Regions from separate parts of the Mus musculus genome. Here region 2 is linked to region 1. Evidence: chromatin loops called from intact Hi-C (ENCODE). Cell type or tissue: left cerebral cortex. All regions are shown on one strand.

The links. A loop is a pair of places that touch in the nucleus more often than their neighbours do. Peaks named below come from ENCODE experiments on the same cell type or tissue, not always from the same donor. Only the 100,000 strongest peaks of a DNase experiment are listed, where the experiment ranks them.
Region 2: it touches region 1 in a loop (1.9-fold over the local background); 12 of 42 quality-filtered maps call a loop at or near these places.

Annotation. Positions count from the first base shown.
Region 1 is chr2:32,149,623-32,152,122 of GRCm38, reverse strand. Prrc2b (proline-rich coiled-coil 2B) reads right to left here and starts at 975. Exons shown (of 32, transcript NM_001159634.1): 1 at 832-975. In left cerebral cortex, a CTCF peak has its summit at 1,144 (motif pointing left); DNase peaks (open chromatin) are centred at 153, 688, 951 and 1,222; H3K4me3 peaks cover 1,652 bases; H3K27ac peaks cover 1,618 bases.
Region 2 is chr2:32,197,763-32,200,262 of GRCm38, reverse strand. It overlaps Prrc2b (proline-rich coiled-coil 2B), which reads right to left. Exons shown (of 32, transcript NM_001159634.1): 10 at 1,172-1,262. Among named protein-coding and RNA genes, the nearest start is that of Gm22192, 23 kb to the left of the region's middle. In left cerebral cortex, a CTCF peak has its summit at 1,102; DNase peaks (open chromatin) are centred at 1,047 and 1,840.

The DNA.
Region 1 (2,500 bases):
CTTCAGACAGACGGACAGAAAACCCAAGTGAGATATACAACGCAAACAGACAACACACCGAAATACACGCTAACCTTTCCAGGAAAGAAAAAACGTAGGTGAAATTTAACTACCCTGCAAAAGACAGCTTTATAAAGGTTTCTCCCAGGCAGCCATTTAGCAAATGACACACTCCGGAGAGCATCGGCGCCCCCCTTCTCCCACTTCCTTCAAGCTCACCATTGCCTGGGGAAGGGGGGCGACACCTATTCTTGCCTAACAGTGGGCTTCATCCCCCCACGATATTTACAAAGAAGAAAGGAAAGCAGCAGCGTCCACTTTTATGCAGGCAGATCCTCTCCAGAGAGGCCCACCATCTATCTCAATAGGTCTGCATTTCTCTCTTAAAAGGTAGACGAAGAAAAAGAAACAAACAAAAAAATCAATCTGGCAGGCCCCGAGCAGCGACATCCTGTTTATCATTAAACATTTTTAGCAGCGGCTCCGGGTGCCGTGAAAACACCACCCCGCTTCCCTCAGCCGAACCCACCCGAGCCGGGGCGGCGCTCGGCCTGCGGTTCCGGGCGGCCTCGGGGTCCCGCGTCCCCCACCCCGGCCGACAAGGCCGCCGTCCCCGGGCGCAGGAGAGCCCTCGGGCTCGATCCCGACCCCGAGCCTTGCCCAGCCCCGCTCGGCCCGCCGTCCTCCCGCCCTGGCCGCGAAGACACAACAATGGCGAGCTGGGGAGCGCCGAGCAGGCCGCCCAGGCCGCAGCCCCGCGCCCGCCGCAGCGCACCGCCGCGGAGACAAAGCGCAACCCCGGCCTCTGCCCTGGCCCCGGCCCCGGCCCACCTGGTCTGCGTCCGCGCGCGACGGGCCCGGGCGATGGCGGTCGGGCGGCGGCCGGGCGCGGGGGCGGCGGATGGCGGCGGATTGCGCGGCGGCGGCGCGGGGCTCGGCGCTCTGCGCTCCTGCCTCTGCCTCCTCCTCCTCCTCCCGCTCCTCGGCGCTCGCTGGAGCCTCGGCGCTGTGGCTCGCCGCCGCCTCCCGCCCGCGCTCGGCTCCCCGCCCCCCGCCGCCGCCGCCTCCGCCTCCGCGCCGCCCCCGCCCGCCGCCCGCACGGTGGCCCGCGCAGCGCCCCCTGCTGCGTCGCCCCTGTCCCGGGAGGGAGGGCGGGGGAGAGGAGGAGGGAGAGCGCGGGGAGCGAGCTGGGCCGCGGTGCAGAGGGGCTGCGGAAGAGAGGGACCTAGATGGAGAGGAGGCTCGGCTGGAGAGGGGACGCGGTGGAGAGGGACCTTGATGGACAAGGGGCTTACGTGGAGAGGAGGCCGAGGTGGAGAAGGGGCCCAAATGGAAAGACCTTGATGAAGAAGGGGCCTAGGTGGAGAGGGACCTTGATGGAGAAGGGGCCTAGGTGGAGAGAGACCTTGATGGAGAAGAGGCCTTGGTGGAGAGGGACCTTGATGGAGAAGAGGCCTTGGTGGAGAGGGACTTTGATGGAGAAGGGGCCTAGGTGGAAAGGAACCAGGAGAAGGAGGAAGCCCTGGTGCAAAGAGGCTGCAATGGAGAGGACGGCTCAAATGGAGAAAAAGTAAAGGAACTGGGGGGAGAGGGGGATCCCAGTAGCAAGATACATGGATGGAGATGGGGTCCCAAATCAGAGGGGTCTTCATGGAGAGAGGCTCCTGGTGAAGAGGAATCTCAACGGAGAGTGGATCTGGTTGAAGACCACCCCCACCCATGGAGAAGGCCTCCTCCATGGGTGGGGGAGGGGCTCTTGAAAGAAGCAGACATAGACTGGGAGGGGACCCCAGGGAGAGCTCTGGGGTGAGAATGCAAAAGGGTGGGGAGAATGGGGAGGACTCAGCACCCTAAAAGGCAGGGGATGCAGACCTGAGAGGGAGGGGGGCTCAGAAGAGGGACTGAACTTGGATCCTGCTCCCACCACCCCCAGAGCTCTAGAGCCTCTTGACAGACAAACCTGACAGCCTGACAGTCCTGACCTGTTAGAATGTGTGGAGGGAGAGGGGGATCCCAGTGGCAAGATACATGCAGGAAACACGCAGAAGTGGTACGGCAGAAGTGGTACGGCAGAAGTGGTACGGCAGAAGTGGTTCGTTGCACCATTCCACAGCAAGGTCTCCCTTCCATAACAAGTGCACCGTATAGACACTTCACCTTTTTTTGTTGTTGTTTTATTTTGTTTTGTTTTTCAAGACAGGGTTTCTCTGTGTATCCCTGGCTGTCCTGGAACTCACTCTGTAGACCAGGCTGCCCTCAAACTCAGAAATCTGCCTGCCTCTGTCTCCCAAGTGCTGGAATTAAAGGCTTGCACCACCACTGCCCGGCCACTTCACCCTTTTTAAAACATGACATAAACCACCCCACTTGGGTGTGTATTCGTGTGAATGCAGAACAAAAGGCCTGGGAGAGAGACTGGCTCCCTTCGAGGTTACTGTGCAGTGCTAGGTTCTCCTTATCTATTCCAGATATCCTAGCAATTAAAAATAACATTCAAGAA
Region 2 (2,500 bases), 48 kb before region 1:
CCTCCAGGCTCCCTGCCATTTCCCTCCTTGGCCAAGCCTAGGGCAGGTGCCCAACAAGGCTCTACAACAGAGCAAAAGGAAGACACTAAACAATCGCCACGGTGGATATAGGAAGCCCACCAGTGTAGAAAAGGAGACAGTTGCCAACCAGGCTGCTAGCACACAGAGGCAGGCAAACGCTGAGTTCAAGGCCAGCCTGGTCTACAGAGTGAGTTCCAGGACAGCCAGGGCTACAGGGAAAAACACTGTCTCAAATTTAAACAGGAAAAAGAAAAAAAAAGGAAAAGAATATTAATGACTTCTGACTTGACCTTTGAGAAATGGTCTTGGCCTCCCAGAACCAAAGTGGGATCTTAGGAGACAAGGAGGGCTGCGTGAAGGACACACCATAGGAGGCAGGCCAAAGGGAAGGAGACACACTGACTGACCCCTGTGGGCCAATCATGCATAAACAATATGGAAGCTGTCAGAGGAGACCTCAAAGCTCCAAGTGCACTCTGGGAGCAAGATGTGCTGCGGATATTGACACCCAAAATGCCAAGCCAGAAACCACTGCTGATGTTAAGATAAAAACAGCCATGGGGAGATGCCTCTGGTTAATCACAATCACCTGACACTCCAGCCCCAGGGTCCCGATGCCTGTGTCCTCTGCAGGCACCTGCAATCTCGCAGGCACACACACGCACACACAATTTTAAAACAATAAAAATAAAATCGTAAGGGAATTCTAGTACAATGTCGGATTTTCCAAAGAGCATTAAGTAAAATTAGTCCAGTGGAAAGGATGAGAGAGAGGGGGGGGGGAGGCAGAGTGAATGCAGGCAACCTGGTGTGCACACACCTGCAGCACGGCTGCAGTGCACTGCTGAAGAGGCTGGCCTCTGAGAGTTTGTGCTTAACAAAGATGAGCCTTCAGTGGTATCCCACAAAAGCTTTACAGGGTGCCACACCTGCGACCATCAGTGGGAAATTACGTGCAGACATTTAAGGAGCAGACAGTCGAGCCTTGATGCATGCTGACCGGTTCCTGCATGCTGTCTTGAATGGGCCTCATTCCCGCTGCTATGGAAACCAGGAACTGCTCCTAGCACAGTGTCCGCCAGGCAGCAGCACTAACAAGCCTGTGTGGGGCTGAGAGCCCCACGCTAGGAACTGGAGAGAGGGGACTCACCACTTTGACCGGCCATCCTTCACAACATCCTCCTCATCTTCATCATCACTGAACTTCAGTTTCTCGGAATAGTCCACTTCCTCGTGGAGGCCTGCAACGGCAAGGACAGCTCCAGTGCATCACTGTGGTGCCCCATCTGAGCCCAGGGGCTGCTTACCCTGCCCAATTGCAACTCCTAAGAGAGCCCTAGGTAACAGCGATGAGCCGGGCAATACTAACCCTCCCACACACAGTGTTAAGTCAGGAGAAAAAATTGAAGACACCCTCCTTATATAGCCCCCAAACTCATGGTTTTTGAGTTCTTCGGGTGCTGGGTTTACAGGTATGCACCCCACAACCAGCCTGAAAACTCGAATTCAAGGCAAAAGAAAAGGAAAGCAGATGGGGCCTACCTCTGCTGCACATACACTCTGTCAGAGACTGCTGGTGTCCCGTGCCCCACATCCTGACTGGCACAGGCAGAAAAAGTGTCCATAACTGACGGACAAAACGTGGTGGTGGGTCCTTACAGCACCCAATATTATTGGGTTGTAAATGAGTGTGGGTGACTGGGGAGATGTTCACACGCTCTCCCATATACACATGCGCGTGCACACACACACACATAAAAGTAAAGGCCTCCACCCACACAGATGTCTGCAATGTTATCAAGACACTAGCAAACTGAATCTGAGCACACAGAAGGCCATGCATGTGCCGTGCTGTCAAAACAGAGAAGGGAAGTCCCATGAAAATGTGCACGGGGTCTACCCACTTACCCACGGAGACTCACAAAACAAAACCCACAAATGCTCAGCAAACTAGAACCACAAGGGGATGTCACTGTCCTGAGAGTTAGCATCACTCCTCTGGGTGACACACGACCTTAGCACTACTCTAGAAACACCACAGCATACAACAAGAAAAAGCCATAAAAACTGGCAGAAAAGACAGCTGGGGTGCATCTCACACTGAAGCACTGCTTAGCATGCCTGAAGCCCTGGGTTCCATCCCCAAAACCCCAGGAAAAGAAATCTAATTCATGTAAGACAATTTTATGCCTGTCTATTTTTTTTGGAACAGAGTCTCACTATGTAGGCCTAGCTGTCCTGGAACTCTCAGTGTAGACCAGGCTAGACCCACCTCCCAAGTGCCGGGCGGGACTAAAGGCTCGTGCAGCCACCACCCCAGGCTTGTGAAGCTGCTTTTTAAAGGAGCAGCACTGTAACTGAGTGGCAGAGCACCCGCACAGCACGAGCAGGTCCTGGGATTGCGCTCCAGCCCCATAAAACCAAAGTATCGTCATTTACAGGTGACACAGGAATTCACACAGAAAATCCTAGGTCAACA